Regions from separate parts of the Mus musculus genome. Here region 1 is linked to region 2. A link is a loop called in an ENCODE intact Hi-C map of the cell type or tissue named here. Cell type or tissue: left cerebral cortex. All regions are shown on one strand. Links, peaks and the distances in the headings refer to the core of each region. The heading gives the core; the rest is flanking DNA.

Region 1 (11,849 bases), core at 1,296-9,295, 140 kb after region 2:
ATTTAGTTGGTGTGTCACTCATGTATATATATATATATATATATATATATATATATATATGGAGAGAGAGAAGCAAACAGGATGGGAATTTAAAGAATCTGAAGGGCAAGTGCATGGGTTTTCAAGGAGCTGGCAGAGAGCTCATCTTCCAACCTAACATTTTCAGAAGCAATAATTTTTTTCCTCAAGTCCTTCCTGTGCATTTGCCCTTACTTCCTTGTGTACTATTAAGTGGTTGTCAATGGAATGGACTTGAGGCCATAAAAGCCCCTTTAGAAACACAGCAGGAAATGTATGGACTGGTTTTTCTCTTAAAAGTTTAAAAATATTCACTTAAAGAGGTAATTTGTTGATAGTGTATTGTGGATAAGTCAGTGGAAGCAGCAGATTCTGATAAAATATAATCCATGGGAATTCTGGGGCTTACCCGGCTGCTGAGGATGAAAGGACCTTGTAAGTCACATCAGTAGAAGGCAAAAAGAAGTAGAGACACTCACAATGGAGCTGTTATTGATTTTAAAAGTGCTACTGGGTGAGATGAGCGGTCCAAGGTGAAAGAAGGGCAAGTTGAACGTGAATGAAGGGAAGGGCATAAGTGGGCAAGCCTTGGTGATGTTACACGACTGCCAGACAAGTCTCAGTGACATCACATGGCTATTGGGACACAGGGGAGATCTCTGACTTCATAGGAGCCAAAAATCTCAGAGTTGTAGAAAATGACTCATCCTGTGCACTTATGTGCAGACTCCTAAGTCCAAATGCAATGTTATTCACTCATTAAGCAACTTAACAAGGTTTCTGAGATAACCAAAATACACAATCATCGATCCTTACTCTAGGTAAGCATTATCCTCACTTATGTGAATCTGATAAAACCTAGTATGAATATAAAAGAAAATTATATTCTCCAGAGCACTGACAAGGCTAATATTACCACCCATAAAATATGAATTATCTTAGTGTAATATGTGCTGATTTAATCAACATACTAGCATAAATATATTTTATTTTAAATATCAAATGAAATCATGAAATGACATAGTTAAAGTACAAAACCTGAGAGAAAAGAGTACATGTTTTAAATATCATTAAGTACCTGGTAGTAATATGTTTCTAAGGGGCATGAGAGACAGTTGAAGATGAAATAAAAATGTGGAATACTTTATTGGACATTTTCTATAGGCCAGGCAAAAATAAAATTTCATATCCTTCTTTCAGCAAACTGTTAGGGCTAGGTCCATCTTCTCTGGTAAATCTGGGTTCTAATCTCCTGTCAGGTTTACCTTTCTCTGCCTTTGGCTCTCTCCTATCCTATCTCCTATATACCTCTCCTATCCTATCTCCTATATACCTATCGATTAGTAGCACTGACTTCCAGACTTGGCCAATGCTGCACATCAAACCTCTGTCTTCAAAGGCTATACATTCCTTCCAGAAAGAAGCTTGAAATTGTTCTTTTCTATCTGTAGTTCAATGTCTGCTTATTGTCCAAATGTCAAACATTTGATGCTTTATGATCAAATCCTCGTTTTCACCTTATTTAAAACATGTGCTTTAGATTTACTTTTAACAACAACAACAACAAAAGTCAACAATAACAACACTGATTCTTTAGCACAGAGATGCTTCTAAAGAATACAAAGCAAATTTCTAAGGAGACCTCTAAGGGACTCAAGCAAAAATACCTGTGAGTGACTAGTGCCTGGGAGTAGCCACTGTGAAGCAGATAACCTGTGAATAGATGTATTTTTCAGAAGTTATTCCAGTTGTGTGATTATATCAATCCCTGCTGAATTTGATTTTCCAAAAGTATCATAGTTAAGAACAGAGTTTTGGAAGTGAATAAGCCTGGTTTCATGTCCTTTGACATTTATGGACTATCTGAGCAGACAAAGTAAGGCATTAGTTTACATTTTTGTTCTTAAAATCTATCAGATAGAGATAATAATAAAAGCATTTAAAAAGGCTGTAGTCTGGATAAAAGTAATAACATTTATAGAGTAATTGGTGCAATCTAAAATGTAGCAAGTGGTCATAAAAATGAGAAGTATTTTATATACATACTAAAAATATTGAATTTTTCAGTATATATCTCAAGTATTACACCTAGATTATAAATATAATTGCTTTGAAAGACTCAAATATAAATAGAGCAAAGGCGAGTCAAATCTATTGGTTTGGGTCTTTGGCTCAAAGACGAAACCAGCAAGAAGACTGTTGTTAGCCACTGATTTACATTTATTTTCTTTCTGTTGTTGACATTTTAGCCTTTATTATCACCGTATTCCAAAAATATTTAGGAAACTTTCATCCAAAACGATCAAAAATGTCCTTCTTTCTAGGAAGTGAGAATATTAGGATAATTATGTATATACCTATGTACAATCTACATAGAACTAACACCTATTGGAAGCAGATATTTTGCATATTTCTTTCTATCTTAACAAAAAATTTAAGTTTCTTAAATTACTCTGCTTAACTTAAATTTTTAGGTTATAAATAAGATATTTTAAAAGAATATATACTCTCATTTATAAATATAATAATCATTCAAAATTACATTAAAAGGTAGAGGGAACACAGTTTGTCATGCTAGCCCCTTCTTTCTAGACTCCTTTTCTCTTAATAAAAATGTTACCATGAACACTTCATAAAAAATTCTTTAATGTACTGATTCGGGTTTTTCTGTAATATATACTTATACCAATAGACAAATGAGTGTCCCACTCCAGACATTACTAACAGTCCAGAGAGGCCATGTTTTTCATATTGTATAGTGTAATGCAGAAGTGATATCTAGCACACATGCAGCAGAACAGAGTACTGCCCTTAGATCCTTCTTGAACAGAATGCTACATTAGGCATTCCATGAGTTCCCCCTTCCCAGGAGGCCTGTGCCCAGTCTAGTTGCCATAGATGGCCATCAGACATTTGCAATGACATCAGGAGACTATCTGAGCAGCCACTGCCCTAAAGAATCTGCTAGCAGGAGACTGGGGATATCAGTGTCTTCTTGGCCGACAACTGCATTCCAAAGGTCAACTGGGGTGAAAAGGATGGGCTTGGAGCATCTGGTGCGTTTTCAGCCACAAGGCAGCTAACAAGCAGAGAGCAGCCGCCACGAGGGCTAAAAGTAGCCTGGAGACCACACACCTGTGAAAAAGTCAACCTGACCCAGGAAAACAGGATTTTAAGTCTAGAGAGATTTCCAATTCTTCAAAGGTAAAATTTCAGACCTGTCCCCATCCTGAATCAATCCTCAAGTCTCTGATGACCCACTTACTTTTCTATGACAACCACTGCAGGAGTGAGTAGGGACTTGGAAGTGTGGAAGTGAGAATTGTTCTCACAGAATTACTGCAGTTTGTTTTCTCAGCCCTGTTCCTTGTCAAGCAGCTCATTCATTCCTCATAGCAAAGCATGGATGATATCACACTAGAGTCCACATGTGGAGTATACCTGAGGAAACCAAGTCACCGAGCAAGAAGCTTGGGGTGTGAGTGATCAGTTAGCCTGTGTTCCCTCAGTTGATGTTTGGCTATATTCACTTCAGAGTCCCATCAGCCTTTTCACTTGTAGGCTATGGAGAAGCTGAACAGCTATGGAGAAGCTGAGACTTTCATTGTCTGCAGAGCACTGAGGCATTTTCATATAGCATCTTAGATTTCAGGTAGTATGCCAAGAATCCTTTCAAACATGAGCAAACGGTAAATTGACATGAGACATAGATATTAGCTCAAATATGGATCAGTCCAATGTTCAAAAGAATGATCATTTTAGCATTATTTTCCATCAGTGAATATGTTGATGTGAACAGAGATCATCTTCATTAAGGGTTAATTACCATAAATGTACCATAAATGGGCAGAATTAATATGAACATTCACATGAGCTAACAATGAAAATTGTAAAGAACAGATACAGCAAAATGAATCCCCTAGCAACCTATTGAAGTCCCAAAGTTTATGCTCAGTCTAAAATCTGATAGCACTGGTTGTTTATTACCCATCTTATGTAGTATTAGTTGTAATTTCATTATTTACATTGTTAACATTTCAGACCAAATCCCTCCTTTGTGAAGTCAGTGAATGAGATAATTTTACCAAATGTGAGGAGGATTATAGTTGGCTAGCAAGTCTCACCTCAGATAACACCTTTTTCTTTTACTTTTATATTGCTTACCATTTATTTTAAAAGCATAATGCTAGTTCTGCATAAGTTTTAAGTACAAGTAAACACAGTATTATATCTCAATTGTTCTCTTTGCAAAAGCATTATGTGGCTGTCTGACACTATCAATCGTGCAGGTTAGGTTTGGGAGACAGTGTTAGTCCTCATGCAGCTTATCCTTTATGAAATGCATTTTTCTCTAGGGTGAATGCTTAGAGGCATTCTCTCTTAAAAAAAAACAAAAACAAAAACAAAAAAAAAAACTACCTAAAAGCTATCAAGGCACCTTCTAGTACAGTCAGTTTCCCTGGCCAAGCCAGCCAAGATGTCCTGGTCAACAGAAAAGATACTGAACCCATCAGAAGACTTAAGCTTCGTTCCAATTTTAGAGATGTGGATCACTTAGGCCTTCTGAGTTTGACCCACCTTCCTTATTTAAAAGCAACAAAAAGGTACATGGACTGGGTATTTCCCAGTATCTTTCTCAGCAGGCAAGACACTAAAATTCAGACTTTAAAACTTTTCACGTTGCTGCCAATGTGATGTAATATACTTCCTTAGAAATGCAGACTATCCTAGAAATCTGCCTGTTATCAACATAACATAATGCAGTTTTAAGCGAATATTTTCCCTTAAAACTATGGCAGAATGACTCCATGTAATAAAAGGCATATTTTTATGCCTACCTCAGAGGTCCCACTACCCACACAGGCCTATTTAGCAGTTAAAATATGGACAATGTGATTGAAGGAATAATTTTTTTTTTTAGTTTTGATTAACTTGGAAGGCCAAGTGTTAGTCTAGCATCTATCCTATTTGTAGGGAACACACATCTTTCTTTGGGTTAGAGGTGTAGAGCCCTGTGGTCTAAACCATTGATGTATCCTCTCTACTACACTTGCTCTCTTTGGTTCAGCACCCTAGACAAGCAAAGAACCTCACAAGATTCTGCATCTCCTGATGGTTATTTTTGCACAATATCCCAACACTGTTTCCAAGTGGTAACAAAAGAAAGTTGTGCAAGAGGAAAGAAAGTCTTCTCATTCGGGTTTGCTGTGAATTTTCCTTAGCATCCTAGTTCTCTTTCTACTTTGTGATCTTTAATATACCATGACCTGCATATACTCACAGAGGTAGCTTACCTTCTGGAGTTAGTGGTTGGCTTTAAGGTTTTAAAAATATTTCTGAGAACCTAGGGGCTTAATTAGAGTTTAAAGCTAATTTGGGGCCATGATTCTTTTCCTATTAGTCTATAAGATTTGTTACAAATCCAGGATGCTATAGGACAGGGAGTTTGGACCTGCCCAAAGACCCTCTTTTTCTTCCTGATTGCAAAGTGCTTATGATGCACCAGGTAGCCAGAAACGCAGACCTCACAGACCTCATGCCAGCACTTTGTGAGCTGTGTGGGTGATGGGTTCCTTTTCCAGACCCCGCCCCTCCCCCCCCCCCCCATGTTTATGGAGATTTCTCAAAGCTCATCTCCAGTTCCTGGGAAGAAATGTTCTTGGGATCCTAAAAAACAGACCCTCCTAGAAACTCCACCAGCGCCACCACCGCGCGTTTCCAAAGCACACCCACTGCCTTTGAGCCCTCCTCCATTCTCTGGAGCCCATCACGCTCCATCTTTATCAGCACACCACCAGTCTCTTTCTCCCAAACCAAGACTCTCCAGCCGAAAGCATGCCGGCACACCCTTTCCTGTCCCGCTGTTGAAGACATCATGCCCAACCCTTGTGAACCCAGGCCCGCTCTGGCAGTTCTGGCCTCCTCCGCCCGTCCCGGGGCTCACTCACGTGGCACACGCAGCGCCCCCCCTTCTACCCTCAACACACACACACACACACACACACACACACACACACACACACACACACACACTAGCAGCCTGGGAGCTCTAGAAACTAGCCGGGGAAAGAGTCCCCACCCCCTCAGCTCCGTCTGCCGGAGAAAAGTGGGTGGGAGGAAGTTGCGACCCACGGAGAAGAGCAGATAGGAGGGGAGAGCCATGTCGGAGGGGAGGACCAGCAGTAATTGGGTGACGTTGCAGCCGTTGTGCCTCTCCAGTCCGCCCAGCCAGCGGGTCAGCTTTCAACACAAATCAGACAGAGGGATTGCTTCTGCCTGCAATCAATAACTCAGTCGAGTGAGCTGCTGAAACCAGAGGCGTCCCTTGTCTGCTCTTTATGGGGCCCTGCGGACTGAATCCCAGCCCCTCTGCTTCACAAACAAAGAAGTGGGTACCAAATGCCAGAGGAAAATTTTAACCCCAAACTTCCATCGCATCCCCTGGTTACGATCTGTTAAAATGAAAAGAGCACGGACCTAGTAAGGTCTCTAGAAGAAAGGGTTAAAGGGAGAAATCTACGCCTTAAATTTCAGGTCTCCTGTGATATGAAATGGAGTAGAACCAGTGTTTCAATAAGCATTTAACAATGGGAAGAGAAGATGTAAAGTCCCATTAAATTTAGCTGTCCCCATAGATGCTTTCGAGTCAGCCGCACACTTATAAGCAAATTACCAATCAAGTCTTATTTGCACTTACTGATAGAAGGGAAGAAGAAGAAAAAATGTATCATACTTTGTAGAGGAGAATTTGGAAGGGGGGTGTTAGATAATTTATTACAGACTTTATTTCGTGAAGAGTAAGGTTAAGAGGTCCTAGGAGATATATCGTGATCCCAACTTAATAATATACATTAAAGCCAAGCAAGAACTGAGAGAAAAGGATGTGTCAGAAAACTTGGGTCTGAGTACCAGACCAAGTTGAGATTAAGGCATGGTGGGCCTGAGCTTGAAGGATATAAGTCCTTCAGTTCCCATAACCCTAAAACAAATACTACCCTGATTCTTCATTTCTCTGACACTGACACAATATAATCAAAAATAAATTATAAGGATGGCAACCCAGATGAGGAGGTTTTCTAAATGACTCCTCATTATGAAAAGTCCTGCTCAGACAATTGGGAAAACTGATATTGGTCCCTGTTCTGCTGAGCCATGGTTGGTCCTTGAGGGGTAGGGTGGGGGTACTAGTCCTACGTTAAAGCCAAGGAAATATTCATGTGTGTACAAAAGCCATGGAAACCTAGTCTGAGACAGAGATTAGAACACAGGAGCGCTTTTCTATGCTCTACACAACTAAAGACTGCTTGGAAAGAAAAGGTTCTGTTACTAAGAGATTCCATATACATTGATGAAGCCACAGCATTAATCCCAAAGTTTGCAAGACAGGGCTTCTTTGTATAGCCCTGGCTGTCCTGGAACTCACTCTGTAGAACAGACTGGCTTTGAACTCAGAAATCGACCTGCCTCTGCCTCCCAAGTGCTGGGATTAAAGGCATGTGCCAGGACTGCCTGACAATCCCAAAGCATTCTAAGTGGGTCTTTAAGCAATGCGTAAAATGAGCCTGTTGCTGAAAAAGTTTAGACATTATTACAAATCATTACTTAGATATTATTCCAAATATCTCCCTGTTTGACAAATTTTACTAGTGTGATTAATGATGAATTTTACTTTACTTTTTTCTTGTAATTTTTATTCGGATATAAAAAAATTAAAGGTAGAAATGTAAAGATAAGGCTAGGCTCCCTATGTAGGAAATGAACCCTACAATGAAATCTTTCCTTGATATAACAAATCCTTTGTATAGTACAGATTCTTTAGCAATTCAGTCTGCGTGCTGTGTGGTCAGCTTGGAATAACACTGTACCTCATGAATCTGTGAAATATAAAAAAGTGTGCACTATTACTTTTAAAGTTATAGGCACTATTACAATTGATCATTATTTGGGTTTTAAAATAATAAGTGTTGCCACTTTAGAAGTTTTAAATCACATCTACCGGAATCTAATGTCAGCTTTAAAGAAGATAACTACTTTTTTTTAATATACTTGCACACTTTTAAGGTGCCAACAAAAGCATTGAAAACTGTGAAGTAACCTCTGGAGAGATGAAGTGAAGCGTGGAAGGCCAATGGCTGTGGCAGTGAAGAAGTGCAGAGGGTGAGTGTTCACATTTATCGTCTGCCACAAACTTACCACGAAAGGAAAGCCACCAGTTTCTTTGTCTTGAAGTATTTATTTAAAATGTTGGCATGTGTGACAGTGATACAGTTAAATGGCCATGCTCTTCTTTATGATATGTGCAGTGCTGTGGCATGGTGGTTGCTCAGAGCTCCTAAAACCTTCCAAGGGCCACCTTTGCAAGTGCCTACTACAATTAAGCTGATTCCTAGGTGGCCATGTACATCATCATAGGACAAACTACAAAGAGGTTAAAATATCTTTTACATTGTGGAATTTGAATCTTACCATGTTTCTCGGATTTTTATTTTTCTAAATTTTCATGTTCAATTATATTTATGATGAAAGTATTCTGGCTGAAGAACAAATACTATACACTTGAATAATCTTGAGGGGTAGATTAATCTATATCCTTTCTTCATCTCAGGGTAGGTTGCTGTGGCAACCGCCCCAGCTCACTTTAAAATAATTTTTTAAAGCTCACTTCAAGAGCTACACCCAGCGTGGGCCAGGCTTAAAAGCAGGCAGACCCAGTGCATAGGGCTTTCGTAGACTGCTGCTTTAATGTAGGGAGGCAGAAGAAAGGGAGCTGAAGTAAGATGGCTCAAAACAGAAATTGGAATGTTAGCTTTGAGCTGAAACAATCGATCACCATGCTCTCTGTAACTTCAGGTGTCTAAATGCATTGTGAAATAAATCCTTGGATGAGATAACTAATGTTTATTTATATTTAAAATTAAGCACTTATAATAATTAATGAAAGGAATATTTGTGATTACACACATTCAGAGAGAGAAGGGGAGAGGGGGGAGAAGGAGAGAGAGGAAGTGAGTTAGTGATTGAGAGAGAGAGAGAGAGGGAGGGAGGGAGAGGGAGGTAAGGAGAAAGGTGGTTTAATGGCAGGTCAATTCTAGCCATCACTTCATCTTCTTTATTAAAGGAAAGTTTCCTTTTATTAAATCCTTAGCTTCACTCCCCACTGATATAAAAGATATAATAATTATGATTATTTTCAAGCATAGAACAAAATTGGAGAGCTCATGCAAACCAGGAAACCGAGGCCTAGAAAGGATTTATCTATTAGGAAGACACTTTTAGTGTTTTCAATGTAAACTATCAAACCATAAGTAAAAAAGTTAGTAGTGCTCTGCCACAGAGTCACATCTACAACCACAAATCCCAAACTGGATAGAGCATTCTAAGTCTCTCAACATCTAGAACAAAATACTTCCTACACAAGAAAAATGAATACCATTAGGTAGCAAGGATCACCAGTTTAGGTAAATAAAAGTAAAGAGATAATGTGTGTCTGGCATTACTTAAAGACAAATATAAAACACACTCTGGATTAACAATCTCATGGATTACTACTAAATTATTTACTTATTTATTTACTTATATATATATTTATTTATTTTCCACTTCAGCTACAAGGTTTGTGAGGAAAACTAACACTAATCTTAACTTTGCTCACACATCATTAAGAAGCTAAATATACAAAGGGGGAACTCTTATCTTTTCAAAGGCCAGCTGTAATACATTCCAGACCCAAAGTTTCAAATCATCCTCACCTGGACTGGACATACTTTTAAATGTTTACAATATTGTTGATAAATACGGGTTTGTTACAATACTTATTACTAAACAATTCTTTGACACCTGGTGGGGAAAAATAAAAGTTTCCTTTTGAAGGAAAATAAATCAAAACTGAAGTGTGCTGTGGTAAGTAGAAACTTTGTCTATAATTAAGGAGAAGAGCATTATTGAATTCATGTATTGGCTATATCAATTCTGTCATGTAACATAGGCCATTATAGTTCATTATACTAATTTAAAGCACTATGAGAATAAGTTCTCTTGGTCCTTCTTATAGTTTGCTCTGTGAGGATCTTTGTAAACCTTAAAAATAATCTAAATTTTTATTTATATCACCATATCTAGGTATGCCTTAGCATGCAGCATGTCTAAGCTCAGAGCTTGTACCTCTAAACATGCCGTTCTGTTTATATAAACTCATGGTAGTCACACTTGCTATGTGAAAGAGGAGCAAATACAATATAGCATAGATACCATTTTCAAAAGCAGAACAAACAAAAAACCCACCATGTCACAAAGCTTGTGCTCTGTGACAGCTTGTCATGCTTTCCTGTAATAAAATCGCAGTACTAATTAATAGTCTCAGTGGTAAGGAGCCAGAGGTTTGAAGATTGTTCCCATGTAGTTTAACTTGCCTGTAAAAACAACTTTCTGCTTTCAAATGAAGCCTTCCTTCGGAGGGTGCTTAAATGTTGAGTCCACTGCTCTGATAGAAGCTACTAACTTCAAACAGCACAATGAGGCAGGAGGCTTTTTTGAAGCACAATGCCCCTCTGCATTAAAATAGTACTCTGCAGGCCTACTGGAGAGCTTCCCGGGAAATTCAGCCAGTTACTGGGTTAAACATATACTTTCGAAAATATTTTTAATTAGCTAGATATTTCTATGGGCTACTATTGTCTACTCTTGTATCTTCTACATTATAGTACTCTGTGAACTTTCTCTTCCTCTAATCATAGTATTAAAAATTAAATGTTCATATTTTACACAAGCTACAGTACTCCTGGCATGCAATCTTTCACTATTTTGAGAATGCATAGGGTTGACTTGTATATAGTTGATATATTTAATCTTTAGCTTTTTAGGTGTGGTCGTGATATCTAGTACCTTTTTTTTTTTTCTAAGTATCAATTCTTTGTTAACCTATATTTTTACTATGGAAAATTATTCGACAGCTTAAACCTTAACCTAAGAGTTCTTATCAGTGTCTGCTCCTGCTTCCTGTGCAGCTGAAACTCTTCAGGATAAGTGAAGTCACCCGCTATCTATCGGTCAGGGGAGCCTAATGCATTTGGGAAGTTGTTTTTGGTTTACTTGCTAATGACCTGGATAAAGTCCAGTAAGGTGTGGAGGGAAGGAGGGGGCATTCTCCGAGGAAGCTGTCCTCTCAGTAAATTTGTCCAGATTGATTCGAAAGTTAATGGCCCGGGGATAAAGTCGAGATTTCAAAAACTTGTAATTAATTTATTACTAACATTGGAGGATCCTTTCGGCTCACTTTCTAGCCTAGCCCTCCTGACTCTCAAGGCCAAAAGCTTTATACATTCTGGGCGGGCAGGAAGCGCACGCTGGGATCGAGGCTTGCAGACATCCTGGATCGTGGCTTTTACGCGTGAGTAACGGAGGCGCGCGCGGACCGGAGCAAGGATGAAGTGGCTACTGAGAATCTAAAGGGGGCGGGGGGGGGGGGAGTCACTAGAGCAGCTCTTAGGGTCGCGCTCCTATTGGTCAGAAGGAAGATCTCGACTTCAGAAGGACTTTCCTGCTAGCTGGCTTGCAGCCTCCCCGGGGGAGCGAGCGCGCAGGAGCCTAGCGTCCTCTGTAGCGGCGGGGAGAGAGGCAGGGAGCCGCCGCTCCCCGTGTTGTCTTCCCTTTCATGCAATAAAGAATTGTCATTAGGTTTGCGTATGGCATGTGCCATTACCCCACCGTAAAACTAAAATTAGCAAAATGTCAGGAATGGAAAGATTGATTCACCAAGATGCAATTATCATTTAAAAGTGCTTGATTGAGGTACTGATGTTCAGTGATTTATTCTGCATACCATATACATAATT
Region 2 (11,849 bases), core at 2,417-10,416:
TGCTTAAAAATTGTCCACATCAATTTGCAGAGAGCAACCCATTGTCCCAGCAACAGCTAGTGTTATTTGGGGATTTCCATGGGACCCCCTTGACCAACAGCTAAATGGAATGCATTTCAGTCCCATTACTAGAAGCCTTCTTTGATGACAAGAGATAGACAATTCTGTTAGGAAAACAGATCAGAATCACTTTCAAATGTATTTGGAACTTTCCACTGCAGGAAGTTTCCATATCAACCCTTGAATGACCTTAGTTCCAGCTGACTCTCCCCACATTCTCTCCCTCTACCCAATTTCTCCTTCCCCTTCCCATCCAAATCCTCTCATTCCCATCCCTACCTACATTTAGTCCACCCATAAAATCTATTTTATTTTTCCATTCTAGGAAGATCTATATTTCCCCCACCAGATCCTTTCTCATTGTCTAAATTTCTTGGGTTTACAGATTGTAATTTATTTAATGGCTAATTTACACATATAAGCATATTCATACCATATTTATCTTTCTGGGTCTTGGCTACCTCACTCAGAATGAGTTCTATCCATTTGCCTACAAATCTCATGATGTCAGTTTTTAATGGCATCTATTGAAGAACATCTATGTTTTGTGGTTTTCATTTTTTGGTCATTATGAGCAAAACACCAATGAACATGGCAAACCATGTGCCCTTATGATAAGATGGAGTATCTTTTGGATATATGCCCAAGAGTAGAATAACTGGATCTAGAGGTAGATTGATTTCCAGTTTTCTGAGACAACATCATACTGATTTCCAATATGTGGTACAGAAGCTGTACAAAATGTGGAATCCCACCAGCGATGGGTGAATGATCTTTATTCCACATCCTTGCCAGATAAACCATCCCTGTGTTAATGATCTTAGCCATTCTGATAGATGTAAGATGGTATCTCAACACTGTTTTCATTTCCCTGATAGATAAAGATGTTGAACATTTCACTGTTTCTCCGTTATTTGAGTTTCCTTTTTTGAGAATTCTCTGCTTAGATTTGAACCCCATTTCAGTTGGTTATTTTGTTTCGTTGTTGTCTAGCTTCTTGAGTTCTTTATATATTTTGGATATAGTCCTCTATGAAATGTGGTGTTGGTAAAATGATTTTCCTCTTCTGTAGGCTACTGAATTGTGAGAATGACAGTGTTCTTTGACTTATAAAAGTTTTTCAGTTTCACAAGATCCTACTTATTAGTTGTTGATATTAGTGCCTATGTTAACAGTGTTTAGTTCAAAAAGTCAGCTCCTGGGCCAGTGCATTCAAAGCTATACCTGACTCACTCTTCTATCAGGTTCAGTATATCTGGTAAAAACATCAAGTTTCTTGTATTCATATCTTATTTATAAAACACATATCCACCAATTATCATTTAATACTACTCATTTGTGCTTGTTTTATACCCTTCCTAATTTTTCTCAAAATATTTTTTCAAAAGGAAATATTAACTTTCTCGTGTAAATTGGTATTTGTCCTTTTATATAAGAGGATTCTTGAGTATTTCTTTGTAAAGTCAGTGATGTGCTTTACCGTGAATGCTCCTTCTGAAGTCTGTGGAGAATTAAGTGTGATGTCATGCTGATATGAAACAAGAATGGCTACATTCATGGACTCATGGGTTTCTAGGGTTGGTAGTGACTTTGGGGATAATATATTTCAAGTTTTCCCCACTGCAAGAATTCCTATCCTTCATTCCTAATGAGCCCCTGAACACAAACAGGGGCAGAAATCATCTTCCTTCTAGGGCTAATTCTTAGAAGGCATTTCCACTTATTGAGCCAAAATCAGATTCCCTGAACTTCAAACATTGATCCTGACTCCAGCCTCTAGTGTTTCAAAGATTTAATCTAATCCCTCTTCAAATATTGAAAGGCAGCCATGATTCCCTCTAGGTATTTTCTTCAGCCTATAAACCTGGCTAAAGCTGTATCATCCAGCCCACATGTGTCTATTAACCACAAGAACATCATGAGAGATCAGTTCAAAGGCCTCACTCATGTATGAATGCCAACATTTCTTCAACTACCAATTTAATAAAGGAAAATTGGTCATGATCGCTCCTAAGAAACTCTTGTTGGCTCTTAACACTCACTGCCTATTTCTGAGTGCACATAACAATCTGCTTAATAATTCAATAGGAACTGTGCTCGTTTTGTTTCCAAAAAAATCAATCTTTTTGTATCAGTCACAGCTAAACTAGAAGGGGAAAATATTCCACTTTAGTATTTAAAATTTAGGGGGACATGTAACCCAAAGATCTGGTTACACAGAGACAGAACTTACTGAACAAGGTTCTGAGGGCATAGTAGGAACCCGGTAGTGCTGCTGAGGCTGAAGGGGACAAGAAAAGACAGAAGTCAAGGTCACTAAAAGAGTCTGAAATTATGACATGTACAAGAAGAGTCTTGCTTGAGGAACAAACATGGAAGAAACTGCCAAGAAAGCACCTGTGCACTGAGAGACTGACAAGTAACAGGGCTCTACTCTTCTTTTTCATTTTATTTTGCTTATTAAGTTATTTTATGGATTTACATTCCAAATGCTGCCCCACTTCCTGGTCCTCCCTCCCAGAATTCTTCACCCCATCCCTCTCCCCTTTGCCTCTGAGAGGCTGCTCACCTACCCACCTATCTCCACCTCACCCACTTCATCCTGCATCCCCCTTCCCCAGCGCATCAATTTTCTACAGGATTAGACTCATCCTCTCCTACTGAGGCCAGGCCAGGTAGTCTGTGTCTAAGGCCATGGATCAGCCCATGGATGCTCTTTGGTTGGTGGCTTTGACTCTGGGAGCTCTGAGGGGTCCTGGTTAGTTGATGCTGTTGTTCTTCCTATGGGGTTGTCATCCACTTCAACTCTTTCAGTTTTTCCCCTAACACTTCCATTGAGGTCCCCAACCTCAGTCTAATGGTTAGCTGTAAGTATCTGCATCTGTCTCAGTCAGCACTGGTAGAGCCTCTCAGAGGACAGCTATGTCAGGCTTCTGTGTACAAGCACAACATGGAATCAGAAATGGTGTCAGGGTTTGGTGCCTGCCTATGGGATGGATCCCAAATTGGGCTGGTCACTGGATAACCATTTCTTTAGTCTCTGTTCCATTTTTGTCCCTGCATTTCCTTTAGACAAGAACAATTCTGGGTCACAAATATTGAAGATGTGTGAGTGTTTCTGTCCCTCCACTGGGAGCCCTATTTATCTACTGGAGGTTGTCTCTTCAGGTTCCATCTCCCCACTGTTGAGCATTTTAGCTAAGGTCATCCCCAATGAGTCCTGGGAGCTTCTCATACCCTAGGTCTCTGGGACTTTCTAGAGGTTCACTCTGCCCCCACCCTCCACATCCAGAAAAATTTCCATTCAGACTCCTGTACCTTTGGGCTTCTTTCCTGTCTCCCCCCCTATACCTAATCTTGTCCCCCCCTTTCTCCTCCACCTCCCTTCTTATACAAAGGTCCCTCCCTCCCTCTGAATCCCATGATTATTTTGTTTCCCCTTCTAAGTGGGATTGAAGCATCCTCACTTGGGTCCTCCTTCTTGTTAAACTTCACACACTTTGTAAGATGTATCATGGGTATTCTGTACTTTATGGCTAATATTTACTGATTGGTGTGTACATATCCTGCATATTCTTGTAGATCTGGGTTACCTTGCTCAGGATGATATTTTCTAGTTCCATCTATTTGCCTGAACCTTAGTGGCCCCTAGGCATCTTGTTTTTTCACTACCTGACCCCACTGGAAAGCTCCATGGCTCAAAAGCCTGTAAATTAAGCCTGTAGAGGCAAGACAAAACCTGAGATAGCAAGCTATGTGTGCATTAGCACAGTTCTCTACAAGTCAATAAGTCTACAGACACCTTGGGTACTTCAGATACCTCATTAAATAACAACTTACTATAGTTCGTAGCTGAGGTTGCTTCTTCAAATATGAATGAACTAGGAATCACATTATGTTACTTCTGTTACCTCGATTTAACATTACTGCTACACATTCACCCACCTGTCACACATAAGAAATACTGAATTACAATGGTTTCTTTCATTGTCAAGAAAATCAATTAATATTCCCGTGTGTGTGTGTGTGTGTGTGTATTGAGGGGAATATGAAATGACTTACTAAAATGTTCATGTGCACATTTAAAGATGCACATCAAATGGACTCCAATATTAAATTTGGTTTCTAGAAAATTTCTTCTTCCTTTTGTATTTGACTAAAAGAATGCATAGATAGTGTCTGTGGCACAAAGAGTTTTACATTTAGCTTTGTTAAATCATGTCAGCTGGCCGAGTTCTTGGATTTAAATCATCTCAACAAAATGGCAGGCTTTAACAGTAATTTCCAAAACTGGGCAGCAATCAGGCCATTGTGTTGATTCAAGATGCATATCCTGGTTTCCCTGAGTACCCAAAGTACTGTGCCAGACACTGTAGCAATTATCAGATAGAGATTTATGGATCTGGACTGTCCCATGCTAGCAATGGAGGATGACCAGGTTTTTGAGATGTCGTTTATCTATATTAACATATGCTGAGAGTATGAATTATAAGCAAGGCATTTATTTTATATTTTCTTGTTGATTGTATGATTATATACATATATATATGTATATATGTATGTGTGTAAAATGTTAATTTCCTCTGTTTCCTTTTATTCTTTGTAAGTTTAGTTCCCACGAAAATTAATACATTTTTATTGAAATAGAATTGCATCAGTTTCCCCTTGTTTCCTCTATTCAACCCTTCCCAGTTATTTCTCCATGTACTCCCACTTTTGAATTCATAACCTCTTTCTCTTTTACTATTTAGTCTTACATGTAAAAGTGTTTTTGCACATATATAGAGAGATGTAACCTTGTGTTAACATTTGTCTCTGTGTCTCTCTACTGAGCAGTGTGAGTCTTGAGCAAATGACAAAGTGACTGTTTGCTGAGAAAGACCACTGGAACTAAGGGAAAAGCCATCTCTCCCTTTAATTAGTTTTGTAATTGCAACAGATCCATTGATGGGTATTTAAAAGAGACAAGCCTCCTCTTCTCACTCAGGCAAAACTCCTACTGTGCTTCTAAGCGTTCTGCCTGAGTGAAACAAATAAGATTAGGCCCATGATGTCTACTTCACACTACAACATTCTCTCTTTTCCAAAACTTTTTTAGTGTATTATTGGCTAACAGACTGCACAAGGAAGAAAGAAACAATAACGGAATGGCTTGCAAGTGTTGTTTTGAAACCTGTAACTAGTGCTGTCAGCTGCTGGCTCATTCCTTTTCCTACATTTCCATTTCCTGACTCTAGTTTAAGAACATTTCACCGCGTGTAACTATCAATCATCCTTAACCCAGAAGTGCACTGTACATTAGTAACAGTTAATTGACATATTTAAAGCAAATAGCTGCTTAGTTTTGTTGTGAAGGTTTAGCATACAAATCTGTAACAGCACATGCTTTGTTTGTTTCAATTACAAACATCCCTGTCTGCTGCATTGCCACCTCTGACAGTAGATGAATAGGATGCGATTCCGTTGAAGCATCCAGCACACCATGTGACAGCCGCAATAGATGGCAACATGAGAAAAGCACTCTGCTCACCAAAGGATGCCCAAGCATGGAGAAGAAAAAAATGATATGAAGTAGAGAGGCAAAGTGGAGTTTTAAAAGTGTGCTCAAGAAGAAAGGGAACAACCAGGCTTTTGTCCTTTCATTCCTATGTAGCATCAACCTAGTAAAGAAAAAGGAATGATTGCAAATCGTATTGTCTCTAGCACTGAAAAATATGAAGAGGATAATTTCTCTTTCTCAGTAAATTTGTTTGTTAACAAAGGAAGTTGAAATGTTTTGTTGTGTATAAACTTTTTGTACCTGTTAATAGCCTAAAAGGACTTATTTATCAGGCACTGATTTGGTCCCAAGTATTTATTCAACAGTAGGTTCACAGTCAGTATGCAGCAGGATTTCTACAGTACATGGAAATGCAACATTTCTTTCTACTCATCTCAGTGTCCAATGATAAATAGAATGTGCCTTCTTTCTTGAACAACTTATGATGAGTTAAGTACTCAATTAAAGAAGACAAAACGACAAGTCCTTCCTTCCAACTGTGAAATCAAAATATCTGTGATAAATACCTTTAAAGTAAACAACTTCTACTCTATTTTAAATGAGATTTACTGTCTCCTGCATCTAGAAATATGGATTCTTAACTGAGTAAAAGCATTTGCTTTGCCACTGTATCAAAAAACCAGAAGAGATCATCTGGAAGAGTTCTGTGTTGTTGTTGTTTTGTTATTGTTGTTGTTGTTTGTTTGTTTTCTGTTTTGGTGTGTGTGTGGCGGGGTGTATGTGTCTATGAGGCAACAATAGACACAGCTATATGTACTGGACATCATTATATCCTATAAAAATGCTATATGTTCACAAAATGATTGATATAAAATCAAGAAATAATGTAATAAAAACTATAACATTAATATAGTTATCACTAAGAATATTATTAGACCTCCACTAAAAGGTTAATAAAGAAATCAAAATATTATGGAACTAATATGAAGATCTAACCAATACTCATTTCTAATGTTACTAGCAGAGAGAGAATTTAAATTTTAATTATAATTTTATTTAGTAATATCATATCATCCTTATTATCCTCAGGTTCTACAAACCCTAGCCAGGGCAGTACTTCAAAGCTTTGAAAAGTGACCATGTGACCCATGAAGCTAGGAACAACCAGGCTTTTGTCCTTTCATTCCTATGTAGCATCAACCTAGTAAAGAAAAAGGAAAGATTGCAAATCGTATTGTCTCTAGCACTGGAAAATATGGAGAGGATAATTTCTCTTTCTCGGTAAATGTATAGGGAAGAGCTTCCCATCTGTTCTAAATTTCTAATATTGAACTCTTCGGTTGAGGCCCACAGTCTTTCATGGTTCACTGTGAATTTGTAAATAGATGTTTTTCCATTGCTAGTGCAAAGCTAAAAAGCCAGAATTATTTTTCTGGCCGGGTGTTTTTGAAGCCTCCTTGCCGCTGAAGTTTCTGTGTGTGATTCCATCACCCAGGCCGATGTTGGGTATGGGCAATATGTGCCTTCTTGTCATGCATCCCACTCAATCTGTGACTTCATCCTATTCCTTCGTCACTACAATTTTGCCAAGAGCTATTCTTTCCTTTTCATAAGAGCCACTAAAGCTCCTGATCATGGTTAACATGTAAGTGGATGAAGGCTATAGACCCTCTTCCTGGGTGAGGCCATTGTCTCTATTTTAGTCTTTCTTCGATGAAATGATGAAGTTGTAGACTCTCTGTCTCAACTATTTATTTGCGTGAGTGGGCTTCATTTCACACAATCTGCCCTGGGTTGGTATTTTGTAAACTAAAACACAATGAAGTGCTGGGTAAAGGAGCGCATGCTTGGCTACCACAGCTGTTGGTAAAAAATTCCAAATTCTGTTGCTCAGTTTTTGCATTGTCTCATCTCCAATGTCTGCTAATTTTCTGATCACCATCAGTCTCCAGACCACACTTCTAGGAACACCAATGAGCTACTTACTGTCTAATCAGAGTTATTTTCTAGGTTTATTATTTAAATTGTTCGTATAGAGACAGTATTAATTGTTATGCCCTCAATGACTGACTTTTAGAAAAGACCTCTTTTCTCTACTACTAAATATATTTTTCTTTAAAGCACTTCAAAAATGACATAGATATTTGATAAAATTGATAGCAAAGTATTGGAACTGTGATCAAAGCATATGACAGTAGGGTATTTAACAACACTATTGCTTCTGAAATCCCATAGAAAAATAGAAATCTCATACAATGCCCCCACATACACACCACAAATACATAATACAAGCACACACATATGTATACGCAACTCATCCAGAAGATTTCAAAAAATACTTAAAATGTTCTGCAAAAGGGATATAGCTGTACCCATGATTGTGGTACACTATAATGTAGATAATTTGCCTATATTAAGAGCAATAATTAGTATCAAAAAGTAATGTAAGTATAGAGTTCAGGCACTCTTCGTCTTTGGCAATACTTGTTCAAACCATCGAAATATTTTGTACTATATCAAAAAATACCCAGATTTAAGTACCTAACATTTTTACTGTATTTACTATCAGTATGTTGCCAAGACACAAAGAGAAATATTAGCAGGATTCCATATCTCAGTTTGTCTTTTGTTTTACAGTCGAAATATAGATAGCATTGCCCTAATCCACGGGTCCAAAGACCGATAATAAGCCCTCCCTTCTGGGTCCCATTGCTTCAGCCAGATTACTTTTCATACTGTTTCTTCATATACTTTGCAACACGATCGCATCACATTTTTCTTCAAAACTCTGGCAGATTGTTTGGGCTAGAGATAGATGGAGACAAGAGGCACCATCTGGTGCAAGATCTTTATTCCTTGTTAGCACTACAGGAGTTCTGGTATTTTACATGGATCAAGCAATAGCAAAGATTTTTTTTTTCCTAATGCATGGATGGAAAAGGTATAAGATGGTCAAATGGCCCTTGGCACTGTTTGATAGTATCATGAGATTTGCCGGGTTGGAGTTGGGGTATATTGAAGGGGGTCCTTTTTCCCCTCTTCTCCTTCAGCTCAGACAACCAGTGGCATATGGTTTCATGATTCACAAAGATGATCCTGGACTATAGATTTGACGATCTCAACATAACTTCCAGGCTTGCCAGGACTGTTGCAGCAGAGCGAGCAAATAACTCATGATATTTCCTCTGTGGTGAGTAAGCTCCAAGTCTCAGGCTTCAGTCTGAGCTGGTACTGAGAGAAAGGAACTATGCCCTTAATAGCCAATGTCAAGGCTGTTTCTTTTGCAGATGAGAGTATATGTTTCTGTACTCCTGGCTCATGACTTTCAAAGGCCACCCAAAGGTTTAAATGACGCCCATCTCGGCTTTGTTGATTCACATTTAATGTGATCTTTGGCTGTTTTTCATATCTTTCTACTCTTTGTACATTTAAACTCTTTCTACAATGTAGCTATTTTTCTAACAATTTGTTGTTTCTACATTAAAATATTAAATGTAATAAGAAAATCGCCACCTTTCATAATTAAAGTCAGCATTTTCTAATGGAATTAACTGAGAAGTGGGGAGTAGGAGATTTTTCTTTTGATGTTAAGAAGCTAGCTCAGCTACTTTGTCAGGAAAAGTGAAAGAATGAATTTGAATAGAGTTTTGGTGTTCTCTAGCCCAACTACTTCCATTCTTTCTACTGCAGCATTCTTCCATTCTGCTTTAATATTACATATGTTCAACCATACCACTTCCCCTCAAAAATTCATGTGAACACATGCAAACACACCACACACATATGTGCCTACATACATGCAAATATGCATATACATACACATGCATACCATATGCACACATGAAAATTTGAAAAGCCAAAGTTGTTTTATGGTTTTAAAAGTAGTGATCTATATAGGATCGATCCCATCAGAGCTAACAGCAGAAATAAAACACGCCCTTAATTTGCAGTGGGAAACACACACACACACACACAAGCCTGGTCTGTAATATCTTAGTTAACATATAAATGGAGCATTTTCATGAGTAACAGGGACAATGGAGTATTTTAGAAATAATTAGAGAAAATAAATTAGGAAAAATGCCAATACACAGAAAAACAAATAATTAACTATAAGAAAATTTATACCATCTGAATTGTGATTTTTACATAGAATGTATTGCATAAATTTCTTATGCTATGGTATCCATTTCCATTTAGACAAATACTTGTTCGTTGAGTCTGCCAACCCAGTGAATGGACTCTTCCTCTGGAATTAAATGAGTACTGGGCTGAGATTATTGCATGCCCGGGTGTCAGAAACTTTGTGACACCCAGAGATACTTCATTCTTAAATCTCACATTTGTTCATTTTTCCCCATTTAGCTCTTAACAACAACAACAACAACAAAACACACACACACATGCACACCAGAATTATCTAGTAAAAATTGGGACCATGAGAAGTTGAGGTTTGACTTTAATAACAGTGATAATGGTAGTGATGATAAAGAAAAGATGATAATGTATATTTTTAGAAAACGAAAACATTTAATTCAAATTTTTTAAAGAAATAGTATGCTTTAATAGCTTCTCATTTTAGTCTTTCCAAAAGGAAGAAATAGCTAAGCTTAATTTATGAAATCTCTCAACTGACAGAAAATGAAGGTTCTTAAAATCTACTACAATTTTTTGCCCAAGGTATTCACTATAAAGTCTTCTGAGTGTAATGTAGTCTGGTTTGAAACATACTGACTTGAACCACAGTCCTTCTAAGTCAGTCTGCTGTAGTGCCCTTGCTATTATACAGTGCAAAGAAATGCATTATCTTCCTAAACATCTGATTTAGAATGAACACCTATGCACTCATATGTGTTCTGCAATGTCCTAGAAGTGGCGAAAATCACCCAGAAGCTGGACTGGAGCATAGTCTAGAGCTGAGATACAAATTTGAAAGAGGGAATCAAATTTAATGTGTCCAAATGATCTTGGAAAGTAAGCATCATTTGCCGAATTGTTTTACAATTTCTTTAACTGTTTGCTAATATTAACACTTAAAATGGAAAATGCACAGTAACATAAGAGAAAATCTCATTATTTTAAACATGCACAGCTTCCCTTTGGTTAGAGCTGAATTTTCTTCCTCCTCCTCCACCTTGTGCTATTATTTGGGGTTCATAAATGCCATGAGGTCTCTGCACTTTATTAATTGCACCTTAATGGGTGCTAAGCATGGGGATGTGTGCAAACATACAGATTCCTAGCCTTTGACTGTTCTTTGCCTCTGGCCTCTGTCAGGGAGGCTTGCTAACTGCATCTCAGGGGAGCAATCACAGAGCTTGACTCAGCCTGTGACTCTGACTGTTGGGACTTCCTGAAGTCACAACCACTTTGGCGTCCAGAACTGGGGCATGACGTGTCTACTCTTCATAAAATGCAGAGGTTGTAAGGGGAGTGCAAGGTGTGAGAGTTGATTAGGGATGCACTTTAAATCGTATCAAGGGAGCCTGTTAGCAATGCAAACTATGAGATAATATAAACATAACATTCACTGCCTGCCAGTTTATCACCTATGTGAGTACTGCAACAAGCAAAATAGAGTATGAAAAAAAAACAAAAACCAAAAAAAAAAAAAAAAAAAAAAAAAAAAGCAAAGGTGGTCAGCAACAAATGCAGGAGTTCCTCAAAGATAATTTTTCATAAAAGCTCAGTTTCACAGACAAAATGCAAAATGACTGATGTACAGAGCTGTGCTGGCAGAAGATGAGGTTATCCATTTGCATGGCTGGAGTGTGCTTACTCTTTACTCGTTCTAGTGGATATAAACACCTCTTTCATAGACACACCTCCTTATTATAAATTATAGATTGGCAGAATTTACATCAAAATGATACAATTATTTTGGCTTTTCTGAATCTTCTATGACTACAATAGAGTGATTTACTTTTTCACAGGTTCAAAAATTAAAGCAATTCTAACTCTAAATCTTTAAGAAAAATCCTAGATTTTGCAGGAGCATATCATGGCTAGCAGAGGACTCTTTTTTTGTTTGATATTCTCATGCAGCTCTTCTCCTGTCAACCTAGGCTTTCACAGAGAGGAGGAGGGAAAACTCTAAAAGCCTTGGCCTAATTAACATGAATGAACTAGATTTTATGATGAACAATTTATAGGCAGTTAATAGAGCTCATATACAGTAGCCAGGAGCTAGATAATTTATCATAAAAGGAATCTCACATACATGCTAATCCCTGTTCTCTTAATACTGCAGCCAACTCTATTCACAGTTGCCAGATTTCCAAGTTCTGAT

What was found. Peaks named below come from ENCODE experiments on the same cell type or tissue, not always from the same donor. Only the 100,000 strongest peaks of a DNase experiment are listed, where the experiment ranks them.
Region 1: it touches region 2 in a loop (2.5-fold over the local background); 2 of 42 quality-filtered maps call a loop at or near these places.

What each region holds. Positions count from the first base shown.
Region 1 is chr13:83,512,306-83,524,154 of GRCm38, forward strand. It overlaps a transcript of Mef2c not described here. Among named protein-coding and RNA genes, the nearest start is that of Mef2c, 6.5 kb to the right of the region's middle. In left cerebral cortex, for the core only: no CTCF peak of the experiment used is centred there; DNase peaks (open chromatin) are centred at 5,835, 6,135 and 8,688; H3K4me3 peaks cover 1,169 bases; H3K27ac peaks cover 4,278 bases.
Region 2 is chr13:83,367,917-83,379,765 of GRCm38, forward strand. No RefSeq gene overlaps it. Among named protein-coding and RNA genes, the nearest start is that of Gm33217, 17 kb to the left of the region's middle. In left cerebral cortex, for the core only: no CTCF peak of the experiment used is centred there; DNase peaks (open chromatin) are centred at 5,581, 8,399 and 8,660; H3K27ac peaks cover 848 bases.